Linked DNA regions of Mus musculus: region 1 is linked to region 2. Evidence: chromatin loops called from intact Hi-C (ENCODE). Cell type or tissue: left cerebral cortex. All regions are shown on one strand. Each heading gives the region's core, and the rest is flanking DNA. Links, peaks and the distances in the headings are about the cores only. Region 1 holds the start of Gm15408 (predicted gene 15408). Region 2 holds the start of 2310047D07Rik (a long non-coding RNA gene).

Evidence for each region. A loop is a pair of places that touch in the nucleus more often than their neighbours do. Peaks named below come from ENCODE experiments on the same cell type or tissue, not always from the same donor. Only the 100,000 strongest peaks of a DNase experiment are listed, where the experiment ranks them.
Region 1: it touches region 2 in a loop (11-fold over the local background); 1 of 42 quality-filtered maps calls a loop at or near these places.

The regions. Positions count from the first base shown.
Region 1 is chr5:149,003,814-149,011,319 of GRCm38, reverse strand. All of the region lies in intron 1 of Gm15411 (a long non-coding RNA gene), which reads left to right. Gm15408 (predicted gene 15408) reads right to left here and starts at 4,358. Exons shown (of 4, transcript NR_040429.1): 1 at 4,022-4,358; 2 at 3,305-3,434. In left cerebral cortex, for the core only: a CTCF peak has its summit at 4,401; DNase peaks (open chromatin) are centred at 4,419 and 5,034; H3K4me3 peaks cover 1,246 bases; H3K27ac peaks cover 1,457 bases.
Region 2 is chr5:149,226,140-149,233,645 of GRCm38, reverse strand. It overlaps 2310047D07Rik (a long non-coding RNA gene), which reads right to left and starts at 4,658. Exons shown (of 2, transcript XR_003956021.1): 1 at 4,335-4,658. It overlaps n-TNgtt14 (a tRNA gene), which reads left to right and starts at 4,572; the gene lies at 4,572-4,645. In left cerebral cortex, for the core only: CTCF peaks have their summits at 4,281 and 4,488; a DNase peak (open chromatin) is centred at 4,508; H3K4me3 peaks cover 1,097 bases; H3K27ac peaks cover 384 bases.

The sequences.
Region 1 (7,506 bases), core at 2,929-5,428, 220 kb after region 2:
CCTGCAAAGCCCTCCAGAATTCTGTGCACCAGTGGCTAAGAAAAACTCTTGGAACCGTTTTGGTGACACAGGCCTGTAACTCCCAGCACCTTGGGAGGCTATGGCAAAGGACTATAAGTTCAAGGCCCGTGTGGCCGACAGAGAGAGTTCAAGGTCAGCCTGGGAAATTTAGTCCCAAAATACAAAGGAGAGAAGGCCAGGACTCAGGGATCGGGCTCTGGTGTGGTGTGCGTATGGTCCCAAACAAACTCTTTAGTATAGAGAAATGACAACAAAACCCCTCAGAGATATCTTAGGATGTAGACCAGGCTGGCCTTGAACTCACAGAGATCCACATGCTTCTGCCTCCTGAGTGCTGGGATTAAGGCACTCTCCGCCACTCTAGTCTGTGTTTTTATATCAGTTACTTTTCTATTGTTAAGATAAAGCACCATGTCCAGAATAAGAGAGTGGCTTACACTTCTAGAGGGACAGTGGCAGGTGGGCATGGCAGCAAGGACGGAGCCGAGAGCAAACCGGAAGCGGGGTGAAGCTACGGACTCCCAAAGCTCTTCCTCCAGTGACGTACTTCCTCCGTCAAGGCCACACCACCGCAATCAGCACCCAAACTCAGAACCAAGTACTCAAATGTCTAAGCCTACGTGGGACATTTCCCATTCAAACTATCGTAACCTTACAGGTGGCCCAAGTGTGGTGGTCACACCTAATCCCAGCACTTGGCTGACTGAAGCAGGAGGCTCCTGAGTTCAAAGCCAGCCAGGACTACATAGCAGGACCTCTTCTTAAGAGGGCAGAAAACAGCAAAAGGAAAACTAACCCCCAGAACTTTCGTTTGGAAGTGGTTACCTTGGGCTGGTATAAGCATGGAGGAAAACGTGAAATATATCCTTCCTCTTGAAGCCCCGTGGCTTTGACATAGTCAGGAAGCTTCCAGACAGCTAGGAGCCCTGCCTGAGGTCTACAGAGTGACCACTAGGCCACTCAGGACTACAGAGTGAGACCCTGTCTCTAAATAAACACACAAACAACAACAACAACAACAACAACAACAACAAATCAGTTCATTATGTTGATGTAGCATTCATTTGCTATTCTAAATAAATCGGTATGCATATTTGACTTTTGTTTTACTTTCTGTGGTAAGAATTAACAGTTTGTTATTAACAAACTCTCTTGGGGGATCTCAAAGTTTCTAGTCCTGAGGTATTGAGATCAAAATGTTCAAAAACTGCCAATCAAGACTATTTTCAGATTTAAATACCTCGGTTGCTGCTGTAATTTGGATCTTGAAGATCTCTCAGGCCTTGGTTAAATGCCAACCTGGGGTCATTACAGGGTGATGGGATAGCTCTTAAGAGGGAGGGCCGAGTGGGCAGAAATAAGGGTTGAGGGCGTGCCCTGGAAGGGGATACTGGGATTCCAGATCCTTTCTGCTTCCAGGCAGCTATGATGTGAGCAGCCCTGCCTGCATCCTCCCTGCCACCTGCCTGCATCCTCCCTGCCACCTGCCTGCATCCTCCCTGCCACCTGCCTGCATCCTCCTTGTCACCTGCATGTTTTTGCCTTACCCCAGGCTAAGTGTCACAGGCCAACCAGCAATGGCTCAGGTACACTGTGAGCGGAAGTAGTCTTTTACTAGTAACTCTGTTTATCTCAAGTGTTTGTTACAGTAATGGAAAGCTGATTTTATAGATGGTGGTTCAACCCCTCCCCACAAATTCCCTTCCCAGAAGCCACTGTTGAGACGGTGTTTGCTCTTCTGCACTTGGCTTATGAATCATAGATGAAGCTGCCTTCCTGCACACACACACACACACACACACACACACACACACACACACACACATATTCCATTTCTCAAGCAGAAACTCCTGCTCTACAGAGTATATGTATACTGTGGTTGGCTCTGGGCAGAGTGGAGGTGGAGACAAACATGGCTCCTGTCCTCACACAGCTTGCGATCTTGATTGCCAACAGGCAACGCTAATGTCTAAGAATAGCCCCAAATCGATTCACCATTACAAAAGTATTTCAGGACTGTAGAGATGGTTCAGGGGTCAAGAGCACTACCAAAGCAACTTACTGAAGAAAGCTTATTTGGCTTATGGTTCTAGGAGGAGAGGCCATAATGGTGAGGGAAGCCTGGAGGGGGGATTGATCAACACACAAACACACACACACACACACACACACACACACACACACACACATGTCAGCCAGGTACTCTCAAACTGTAGAATCAGCAGGAGACTGAGAGATCATATGTTCCATAGCAAATGTGGAACAAACAGAGCAAACACGAATTGAAGCAAGTCTATAAACGCTGAAAGCCCCTCTACCCTCAGTGACAAACGTCCTCCAGAAAAAGTGCCACAGCCTCAGACAGAGCCACCTATCGGGGTCCCAGTGCTCAAACACAGTAGCCTGTGGGGGACATTTCTCATTCAAACTACCACACATGCTAAAAGTCAGTGGCTGATATAAAGAGAATATTATATCATCTATTTAAAAGTTGCGCAGCCTGAGGTCCGGGAGGGTCTTACTGTGTATGGTCGCCAGGCTGATTTGGAACTGGTGACCTTCCCGCCCGGATTTCAGGAATATGCCATCATACCCAGCTCTAAATTCCTTTAAGAGACAGGAACAATTTAACAAGTTTAATATGATAGGGTTTAATAGATTACTATTAAACCATCCCAATGCATTTGTTTAGGGGGGCAATGATGGGGCAAGAACAGCGAGGACCTTGCCACCCCAAGGCAGCTACCTGGTTTCTAGAAGCTTCCGGATCCAAGCAGGGACAACATGGCTTTGCAATCCTCCTGCCCCAGCCTCTGGCAGGGGTGGGGTTACAGATGTGTAGTAGGATAGAGTTTTTTCAATGAGACAGAACTCTTTTCTTTTTGGAAAGGGTACTAACAAAAACACAGTTCAGAGAACATCCAATACAGGGCTTTGTATGCTTTTAAAACATTTATTTATTTGTTTATTGTATGTGTATGTGTAGCTTGTGTGTATGTGTGTGTGTGTAGCTTGTGTGTATGTGTGTGTGTGTAGCTCAGAGGACACAGCTTGTAGGATTAAGTTCTCTCTTTTTACCCTGTGGGTTCGCGTCATTAGGTTTGGCAGGAAACACCTTTACCTGTGGAGCCAGAGCTGTCTTGCTGGCCTGTATTGTTTTGTTTATCAGATAAAACAGGTAGAGATAAGAGTGCTTATGAAGAACTCTTTTTCCCCATCTAGACAAAAGGGGCCAAACACCAACCTTGAGAGGAGCTAGGCAGCTTTTAGCTCTCATCCCTACCTGCTCCAAACAGGCCAAGAGCCGAGATACCCAAAGTGCGTTATGGGAATTTGTGACAATCTCTCTGTCTTCATGATTAGATTTTTGCAGGCTACAAACCCCAGATGTTGGAACCACATGTTCTGTTAGCCTAGTGAGGAAAAAAAAAAAGTCTTTCCTGGAATTCTGAATTTTTAAAACATTTTAAAAATACAAAGAAAAAAAAAACCAACCCCCAAACCACACACACCAGTCCGAAACCAAGCAACAGATAACTAAAACCTGGGCTACATAGGACCCTAGTTCCTAACTTCAGCCAGAATCTAGGATACAGTTTCACAGAAGGGAATTTAACTATATAGTAGACAGTGGTTCCTAGGAGCAGTCCAGGGATGGGTTTGTGTGGAAATAGGCTCAGTGCTCAGGGGTTGGAATGTCTCTATCACTTCTGTCCCTGGGTATCACTTAAGTACTTAGGGTGAGTTCCAGTCTCACCCTAGACACCTGCTTCCCTCGTATGCACTGCGATGGGTGGGGTTAATCCTACCAGACCAACATTAGGTTAGCATATACTTGCTTGCTTACGGGTTCGTCTGCTTTGGGAGCCAAGGTCTTAAAGACTCATTGTGTCTACTGTATCCCCAGCACACGGGGTGGCTAACTCAGTCCTCAGCAAGGATTTTAAAACTCACTGTTAAGGAAGGAAGAGGGTTTAAAGAAATGCAAAGCCCCTCTTACCTAGAGACAAAGATCCTTGCTTGGTTTGAGAGCTGGGGGCTTTCTTCCCTTGAGTTTTCAAGCACTGGACACCAGAAATCCTGTTGCTGCCTTAAAAAATCCCTCACTGCTATTGAGGTCAGAGTGACCCGGACAGGACCTGGAGTTCCTGCTCACCCACTCAATCACTCCTGCAGGGCCTGACACCCAGTAAATGACCTGTACGTATTTGCTTTAAGAAAAAAAAGCACCCCACCCCCACCCCACCCGCGAAACAAGAGCCAGGGTGTTCGTAGGCCAGGAAATCCGTTCCTCTGCCTGCGTCCCAGCCTTTTCCAAGCGCCTCCATTTGCTGAACTCACAGTGGATTCAGAGGCCAGGAAAGCGACACCTGCCGGCGGATGGCCGAAGTGCGGCTCACCCGAGCCGGCTTCCTGCAAGCCAGACAGAAACTGGCCCTGGGCCAGGGCGCCTGCACGTGGTTTGCCTGTGCAAGCCAGTTCTTGATTCGGCTGCAATGGGCACAGCACGGTCTCCTTCTTTGAAAGATCTTCCAAAACTTCTCCACCAGGCATGTCTAGGGGAGCCCCCAGGTCTTCTGGCTTTGGCCCTGGGTAACATCTTTAGTCAGCCTGCACCCCTCCCCCCATGCCTACTGTTAAAAGGGTCTGGTGTGCCGTCTCTATATACCGCTCAGTGAATTCATTAATTTTAGCTCTACTAAATGAGTGGAGTCCCCTTTCCTGGCTCATTAGATCCTTCCCTGTGCTTTCTGTTTTGACTTGTAATAGCAGAGAACACAAGCTTGTTCCTCCGCCATCGCTGGTCGTTTTTTTTAAAAGGTTCCCAGTCAGCAGGATTGTTCGCTGAAAAGCTAGTGTGTGGTAGCAGTGCCGTTCACAGAGGCTACTACAATTCAGCACAAACACATCACATATAATTTACTACTTGCCTGGGCGAATGCGGGTCTAGCCTCAGCTTTATAATTACCCACTTTCATTGTCACCCAGGGCTGGAAGAGCAGCTCCCTTAAGGCTGGGAGACACCGGCCATCTATCTAGAGCTGCTGGTTTGGGGCTTGTCCCTTTAAGGAAGGAAGAGATTTGCGTTCTTGCAAGGCTGGCAAATGAGCAGGTTCTTCTAGCAGGGACGTTAAGGTGCCACCTACTGTCTAGGTGGATGGGTAGGATAGCCTGGGCTATTCTCTGCAGGTCAGAAAGTAAGTGGAGAGCCAGAAGTTAGTATGTGGGCTGTTGTTCTTCTCCCAGCTGCTGGGAACTTGTTAGAAGTGGGGATATCAAGGCACTGATGGGAAGACCATTGACTCTGCACTGAGCTTGCGTCTGCTCAGTAGGTCCCGCCCTTCTAAAGGCTAAGTGTGAAACCCAGGGAGTTCCTGCAGGTGGTTCTGATGTTCTGTCAAACGTGACAAGGGGCTGGGTGTAGCTTAGTGGTACCGGACAGCTGGAGAGGCAACCAGCAGGGCTGGGGGGTATTCCTATAATCCCAGCATTCAGGAAGCTGAGGCAGGAGGATCGAAAGTTCAAGGCCAGCCTGGGCTCCATTGTTAGACCCTGTCTCAAACATCTGAAACCCCAAAGAGATAAGTTTGCTAGCCTGTGAATTAGAGAAGGAAGCAGGGGGACTAGTGGGCAGACTCCAGGGAAAAGCTGGGCTGAAGCAGGAGAGTGTACCGTCACCGCACCTGGGTGTAGAGAAGGGGAACCAGCTTGTGTAAGAGTGTGCTAAGTATACGCTATCTGTGCCACACTGAGTGCCAAAGTACAAAAACCACAATTAACTTAACGAGCTTAATTAGCTTTATTTTAGGTGCTGTGAGTGAGTTTAATGTGACTACAGGTAGGACATCCACAGATGGAGGGATCGAGTGAAGCCACTAGAAGTCAAAGCAAGAAGGTGTGGAGAGGACGTCCCCTCCCCCCACCTCCCCCTCCCCCTACTCCGTGGAGGGAAGAGGAAAAACGAGAGCAGTGTCTGGGTTCCAGTTCACTGGGGACGTCTGTGTGCCGAGAGGAGGAGAGACAGCTGGGGAAGTCAGGCAACCTGGGCGGAGAGGAAGAAAGAAAACCCTGTGTAGCATCACTGAGGCAGAGCGGCAAGACATTCCAGTAAGAGGAGTAGGGGAGAGCCGTCCTGAACTGTGCTTCAAACCAGCTGCCACCCAAACCTGGCTGAGAAAGCAGGCTCTGTTGTTTGTTTGTTTGTTTGGGGTTTTTGTTTTGTTTTGTTTTGGTTTGGTTCTTTTTCGAGAGAGGGTTTCTCTGTGTAGCCCTGGCTGTCCTGGAACTCACTTTGTAGATCAGGCTGGCCTCGAACTCAGAAATCCGCCTGCCTCTGCCTCCCGAGTGCTGGGATTAAAGGCGTGTGCCACCACGCCTGGCAGAAAGCAGGCTCTTAAGAGACAATAGAAAGGGTCCTGGAGAGATGGCTCAGTGGTTAAGGGCAGGCACGTCGTGCTGCTCTTGAGTGCTGAGTTCTGTTCCCAGAGTCCAAGTGAGAGCCAGGGGATCTGACAACCTTTTCTGGGTTCCATGGTCACCTTCACACGCATGCACACACAACAAAAAAATCATCTTTGGAGAACAGAAAATGTCAGAGAATATCTCACAAGACAAAGACAATTTTCCCAAGACGTGTTGTTGTTGTTTGAGATAGGGTTCCTCTGTGTAGCCCTGGCTGTGTTGGAACTCACTCTGTAGACCAGGCTGAGTCTGTAGACTCAGAGATTGGCCTGCCTCTGCCTCCTGAGTGCTGGGATTAGAGGTGTGTACTACCTTGCTCTTCAGTCTTTCTTGGTTTTACTCAGTCTAGGACTCCAGCCTGTGGAATGGTGATGCTATGACAGGTCTTCCCACTTCAAGTTTCAACCTAGAAATTCCCTCCCGGGCACACCGAGGCTTGTCTCCTGGGTGATTGTAGATCTTGTTCTGTTGACAATATCGGTCATCATAGGAGAGACATTTGATAAAGTATCTGATCCATGTTTTTCTCTTTCTTTCTGGTTTGTTTATTTCGAGACAGGGTTTCTCTGTGTAGCCCTGGCTGTCCCGGAACTCTCTCTGTGGACCAGGCTGGCCTCAAACTCACAGAGATCCACCTACCTCTGCCTCCCGAGTGCTGGGGTTGAAGTCATGTGCCTCCACCTCCCAACTCAAGGCCTTTCAAAAGGATCATGATTATGAGAAGGAAGGAAGGAGTGAGGAACACTTGGATCTTTAGGACCCGGGAACTAAAGAGGAACAACATTGGGAAACTGGCATCTGAAGTTTGATCTGTAGCATTGTACAGGTCCTAATTTCCTGATTATAACATAAACTATGTTAGGATTTAGCTGGGTGAGGGATAGATGGAAATTCAGTATACTATAGTTGCCATTTTGAGATTATAACATAATTACAACGTTTCTCCCTTGGAATTTTTGAGTCAAGGTCTTGCTGTGACCCAGGAACTTCCTGTCTTTCGGCTTTAGCCTTGGAATGTCTGGC
Region 2 (7,506 bases), core at 3,097-5,596:
CCAAGCTGAACCTCCCGGTGGCTCGATTCATAAGGACTGCACTCTGTGTGTGTGTGTGTGTGTGTGTGTGTGTGTGTGTGTGTGTGTGTGTGTGTGTTGGGGATTCTGGGAAGGAAAAGGACAGTATTTCATTAAAGGAACAACTATCCCACCCATCTCTTTAGCATGGCTTAAGGTGAACCTGCCTTCCTGGGGGTGGTCCCTCTGCCAGGTCACTGACCCGTTCCTCTGAATTGTGAGATCTCCACCTAGGCCAGAGATTCTGGTCTCTCAGCCAGAAGTTTCTCCTTACTGAGCCTTTCTTGCCCTGCTAACATTGCCTCCTCCAAAGTGTTTGCCTACAGATTATAGCAGCCATCTACACTGCAAGGTAGCCCCGAGGGAGACTGATGAACAAGGAACAAGATCGTAAATACTCTAATCCTGCAGTTTAAAAAGGAAATCAAACTACTGGGGGCTGGACAGATGTCTCCGTGGTTAAGAACACTGACTACTCTTGCAGACGACCCCGTCCAGCACCCATGTGGCAGCTCACATCTGGAACTTCAGTTCGGGGGGGATCCGATGTCCTCTTCCAACCTCACCTCTGCAGGCTCCTGTAAGTGTGTCTACAAGCTGCGTTTTGGTGGAGGAGAGAATTGAGGAGTCTTCAGGGAAGCTTGTTCTCCAGGCTTCTGTAGAACCAGTGCCTGAGAAATGGGCCTCTCTTATTGCTTGTCCCTGCTGCCAGGAGTCAAAGCTCTGAGCTTTGCTGCTCTGCCGTTGAGCTGCATCCTCTGCACTGAGCTGCAACCATCTCCTCAGCTAACACTGACCTCTTAGAGCTATGCTCAGAAGAGCTAGCTCCACAGTCAAGAGCACTAGTTGTTCTTGCAGAGAGGACCTGAGTTCGATTCCCAGCACGGTGACTCCTAATGGCCTGATAGCCTCCATGGGGACCAACTATTCACACGGTGCACAGACACAAATGCAGGCAAAATATCCATAAACATAAAATAAAAGTAAATAAATATTAAAAAAAAAGCAGACAACTGTGCCTCAGTGACCCAGGGGTACACAGTGGTCCGATACCCTGGCCCCAGCCACCGTCTCCCTCAATCTTCTGCTTCTCAAGGCCTCATTTTGAAATCACCAGCAGTCTGAACTCCAGCCATCTCTCCAGCCCGCAGTGGGTTAGTTTCATTTAAAAAAAAATGATGTCAGTTGATTATACAAGTAAAACGGTCTCACCGTAGGACTGCCTGTTTATTAAGAGAGTAAATCAGCAGAAAGAAAGCACGGCCCCAAAGCAATTAAAAGAAACACAATTGCCTTTCTTTTTTTTTTTCAAATGGAAGATACACTTTTGTATGTCTTAAATTAAGAAAAATCAATAAAAATGATAAAATGCCATGCCAGAGTGACTCTAGGAGAAGCCGTCTGCTTACACAGCATGGTGGGGGGAAGCTGCAGTCACTACAGAGAGAGAGAGACCTTTGTGAGAGCGAGACAGAGAGGCTGTCCTGTCCTTAGTCCACAACACCCGCCATCCACCGAGAGCTTCTGTCTTCCCGTTAAAATTCTGTAAGATATGTCTGTCCTTTGTGCCTTTATCTCATTACCTACCAGGTACAGGATGAGACCAACGGCAAACCGACCACTGATCTGTATCTTACATGAAAACATCCTGCTCCTTACACTGCCAGGGAGATGTGGTGTACATTGCCCCCGAGACAACAGATCTCAGACCACTCCATCCACCTGCTCGCACTCTCTCTGCTGCTGCTAGCCCGAGTTGGAATCTCCCACATCCAATGCTGTGTGCTTTGCATCAGCCCTCTTCGCTCCCAATTAAAACCCCTACTGGAGTCTTGGTTCTTATTCCTATAATCATGGTCGACGGTCCTTTTGTTGGATATGGCTGTCTTTCTGGAGCACCACCCATGGACACACAATAAGACAGTTTCTGGGATGTGGGTGTTGCACTTGGCATCCAGGTGTCTTGCCAGCCAGTTCCCCTCTCCACACCCACTCTGCTGCTTCTTCTCCCTTGGCTCACCCAGCCTCCCTTCACAGTGTGCGTGCAGCTCACCATCATTGTCCTGCCTCACCTCCCTCTGCACATGAGGATCCTTGCCCTACCTGCATTGGTTACTTTTCTTATTACCGTGACTAATTACCTGACAGACAGAAGCATCTGTGGAGAGACTAGCTCATGTATTGTATGGATGCATCACCTGTCAATTAAAAAGCCAGTAACCTATGGCAGGTCTTGCGCGCTCCAGACTGGCCAGCAGTAACGCTGCAACAGGATCCTTCTGCACACGTTTATTGGGAGAGCTTGATTGCAGAGGCGAAGAGACCCCGAGCCCAGAACTGGTGCTGCTTATATAGGCCTAGGAGAGGCGTGTCTCACACCCGGATTGGTTATGCACTAAGCCTCATTTGCATGTTCCTCATCTGATTGGCTACTCTCTCTCTCTCTGTACCTCACAGAGCCTCATTATCATACCTCATTTGCATGTCTCACATCTGATTGGTTATACTCTCAAAGCCTTATTATCATGCCCCGGCCAGGCAGTGTCTTTGCAAAAAACTTTACTGCATATGTTCACATTGGTTGTTGGTCCAAACTTATGCGTGGTGGCCAGCAGTAGTCAGTGCCACTCTGCAACGGCACATGCGGCTTCCCACAGGCAGGAAATTTAGGAGGTGTTACATCCGGGAGGCACACTAAAGAGTTGCCTGGGAAGATGTGATGAGATAGACACATGGTACCTGAGCATAGGTAACCAGCCACATGGCAGAATGTAGGTTAAAATAATTGGGTTATTTTAGTTATGATTCTAGTAGAGCACATAGAAGAAAAATAAGAGAATTCTACAATTCAAAAGAAGGGTCCGGAAAAGAGGCGTTACTAGTAGAAGGGTAATGTAAAACACTTCCATTAGGATGGTTGTCAGTTTTAAAAACGTGAAGATACTGGAAACTTGTGAGAATATACAATCAGGCAGACACAGATCTTCAACTTCTGGATTCAACAAAATTAAGAGACTCAAATAGATGTCAGTACAGCCTTCTTCCTAGAAGTCAGCCACGGAGAGCTGAAGGACCAACAAAGTGTAGCACAGATATGTAGCTAACTAGTACTCAGCATAGAAGAGCCGGAAATCAGGGTTAGCGCTACTGTACGGATACGGATACGTCATCAGGACATCACTGAGACCAGCCAGTCACAAATGGGCAAAGACTGGGTAATTCCACCTAGGGGAGTTACTTAAGAATAATTAAATTAGTAAAGATAGAAGAGAGAATGAGGCTTATTAGAAAAAGAAAGGGGAGGTGGGAGTTGTTTAATAGATGGGAGTATTGGTAACATATAAGTGCACTTAATTCCGTTTGAACCGTAAGCTTTAAAGGGGTTAAAATGGAGCTGGAGCGATGGATAGGTGGTTGAGAGCTCCTCTCTTGCACAGGACCCGCGCTCAGTTCCCAGCACCCGCCTTGAGAGCCTCACAATCGCCTCCAACGCAGGCTCCAGGAGAATGCGACGCCCCGTTTGACCCCGAGGGCGCTGAACTCAGGATACACGCCAACACCCAGATACATGATTAAAATAAGTCTTTGAAATATGGCTCAATTTATACCAAGAGAGTAGCAATAGCTAAGTAGGAAGAGCCAAAGAGAGGAGGAGCAAGAGAAAGGGGGGAGGGCGGGAACGGGGACAGTATTTGGGATGTAAATATATGAAATAATTAATTTTTTTTAAAAGGAGGAAGGGTATGGAAGCTTGAAGAGCGGGACCTGAGGTCTGTGAAGTTGCCCCCTCCTCCCCTCCCGGTCTTTGGGGTGATGGGGGAAGGAGAGGTCTGACAGGGGCTCTGGCAGGTTTATCAAAGAATTATCCTTTCTCCCCCTCCCTTCTCTCTTCCTCCTTCCCTTCCCTTCTGCCCCTCCCTCTCTCTCCCTCCCCCTCCCCCTCTCTCCCTCCCCCTCCCCCTCCTCTGAGTGGGCACAATGCTACCTACCCCAACCCTCCCAAGGCAACCCCAAGTCAGTGAGTTAAATTCAGAAGTCAGGGGAAGGCCTAGACGTCACTGGCTATTTTAAAAGAGCGTTTTAATCGCCATAAATCCGATTCTGCAGTCCCCCTAAGCCATGAGTGCTCGAAGGAGGCTCCAGTCCGCTAAAGGGGTGTGAATTTATTCCCAGGAGGTGACGGGGGAGGGGCGGCGCGGTAGGTTTTTAAACGTATAAAGTATAAAATTCCCATGGCCCACACAGAGATCCACAGTTTATCAACCTCGATAAGCGGGAGGCGACGAGAACACTCAAAGGGGAGGGGCGGTAACAACCTTGAACAAGGGCAGGGCGCCCTGGCTCGGAGCCCACGCAGATTCCCGGAGCCTCACCCGGCGCCGCCCTGCTCTGCGGAGGATTTGCTGGGCTCGGCGGCTCCGCCCCTCCCCGCCCTCGCGCAGTCTCAGCCCGCAGGGCTCAGCAGGGCCTGGCGCCTCCCGGGAGTCCGAGGCGGCGACGCCCATGCTGGCCGCGGCAATGTGTACAAAGCGCACGGCCGCTCAGGCAGCTGTGTCTCTGTGGCGCAATCGGTTAGCGCGTTCGGCTGTTAACCGAAAGGTTGGTGGTTCGAGCCCACCCAGGGACGGCAGCGTTCCTTTTAGCAAAAAACATTTTTAGAAATGTTTTCTGCCATCCTGGGACGCCCAATCTGTTTGATAGCTTTCTAGGGCTCAAGCTACAAGCGGGCCTGCTGCTTCCACTAATTTTCAAGAGGGTACATGTAAGTCTGCTTTTTGAGTTTGGTCCAATTCTGCTCAGGAACAGCTAGGTGTTTTTTGCACTGGAAACCGGCAACCGGGACCACCCAGAAACAGCACCATTTGTGTGGCTCAGAAAAAAAAAATAATAATAACAAAAAATAAAAAATAAAAACAACAGCAACAACAACAAAAAAAAAAAAAACAAAAAACGACCCGCGGACCCTACTAATACAGTCTACTTCCAAATGGATGAGCAACAGATAACATTGTGGGCAGAGAGTTTGGGGACAGCAGGCCACGCTGACTTTAGCTAAGTGGCTCCCAGACTTGGGCAATGGGTTTGAATCTAACTACATTATATTTAATCTTAGACTGCTGTCAATTTCCCCCATCACATTTAACTTTATCAGAAATTGTATAAGTTCGTGTTTAAAAGTTTTAAAAGAGAGCCAGGAGTGGCGGTGATGCCTTTAATCCCAGAACCCAGAAGGCAGTAAGGCAAATAAATCATGGTGAATTCCAGGACAGCCAGGGGTACATAGAGAATTCTTGTCACAGAGGACGTTTTATGTTTTTTTCACAAAAGACTTTCCATAAAGACAGGAAGTTGTGACGTGAGGGTTTTGTGTCTGGGATCTACACCCACTCCTATAGAATACAGAGAACGGGAGTCTACAGAGTGGTTCACAACCTGTGGGTCACGACCCCACTAGGATCGTATATTAGGAATTCTGCATTAAAGATATTAATAATGATTCATAACAGGAGCAAAATGACAACTATGAATGAAATAATTTCATGGTTGGTGGTCCCCATGAAGAACTGTATTAAAGGGTCACAGCATTAGGAAGAGTGAGACCCACTGTCCTATGTTGACGTAAACACTCCCGAGCTACACTGCAAGAGCTCTCACTGCTAGCCACATCTGGCTTCTGAGTACTTGAAATGTGACTAGGACAACTGAGGGATGAGTGTCAGAGTAACGCCAGGCCCTTGATTAACATGGGGTGGAGACGGTACTGTGCGTGCATCTAGCCCCGAGCTCTATCCTAGCACTAAACAGAAACAGCAGGAACAGGGCCTTACTGGCCTAGAACTCATGGCCCGGCTGCCTCAGCCTTCTGAGTGCTGGGATTATAGGTGTGCGCTGCCGTGACCAAGAAAGACTGGATGTCAGTGAATTTAGTCAAATGCAGTTTTAGTTTTTAAATATAATGTCTAATTTTATTGCATTTTTATTGACACATATGTATGTACATGCAACCACATGCATGTGGAGGTCAGAGAAAACTTTTGGAAACTGGTTCTCTTCTGCACCCTTAGGGGTCCCAGACACTGAACTCAGGTCTGTAGGCTCTGCAGGGAGCACCTTCACCTACTGAGCCATCTCACTGGGTTAAATTTAAGCAAATTTAAGTAAATGTGAGCAAGTAAATTACAAACAATTCAGGATTAGAGGATGAAGTTCAAGACTGCTATGGGTAGGGTGTTTGTGTTCCCCCGAGTTCCTGTGTTGAATTCCTCCCCGTTGATAGTACTGGGCCCTCATGAGGGGGTATGGCCCGCACAAGAGGCCAAGGGAACTGGTTTGTCCTTTCTACCATGGGGTACAGTAGCATCAGAAGCAGATGAGACCTCACAGGGCACCAAATCTGCTGGTGTTTTTGTTTGTTTGTTTTTGTTTTTCTGACACAGGCTTTCTCTGTGTAGCCCTGGAGTCTGGGAACTCGACAGGCTACCCTGGAACTTGAATGCTTCTACTAAATACCTGCTGACTTAAAAAGCCCAAAGGAGGCTGGGACACTAGGCAGAGTAAGAGAGAATTCCCTAGAATGTTGTTAGGCGCATGCCTCTCTGAAGTCTCCATAATGCAAGGCATGAAGATTCCACACTGCTTATTGGTACATACCTCACAGGAGAAGCAAAGAAAGAGTGGTGGGCCACATGATCATGTCTACACTGTAGGGAGTTGGGTTTGTTTGTTCGTTTGTTTTGAGACAGGGTTTCTCTGTGTAACAGAGCCCTGGCTGTCCTGGAATTTGTAGACCAGCCTGGCCTCGAACTCACAGAGATCTGCTTGCCTCTGCCTTCGGAGTGCTGGGGTTAAAGGTGTGTGCCACCACACACTCAGCTTACACTGTAAATCTTACCTAGCACATCTGCTATTGTTAGAATTAGGAGGGCTTCCGTCTTGAAACTGAACATAGTGACCAGAGGGTACAAGCTCCACAGAGTGGGACCTGGATGCTGTGCCAATGATCATTTTTAGGCCTGAAGACTTCGTTCCAACACCTGAACTGAGCACACGCAACCTTGTCCTGTGTCCCTCTGTGAAAATTCCCCGCTGACTATAGGCCACTTCCAGGGGCCTTTCCCTAATATGTCCTTGCTCCCTTGACCCCATTTGTCAGAGTAACAGCTGAGCAGTCTCCTTCTATGAACTTCCGTACCACCCTGAAACCAGCAAACTGCTTGTCGCCAGCCCTGGGAAACAAAGTCACCGAGAGCAGACACGTTGTCCGTGGGACACGGGGCTGTCACAAGATCAGTACAGAAGCAATCCTGCTTTGCTCAGGGTTGGATGATGGAGATTGGCAATCAGCATGAGACCCACAGGAGAATTATTTCTAGGCTGTTGAGGAAGGAGGCAATCATCGGGGCTGGACCTGTATCTTCCTGATGGATATGGACCAAGTCTTCAAGACCAAACAGGAGGAGGAACATTTAAGACTGGAAAACTCAAGCT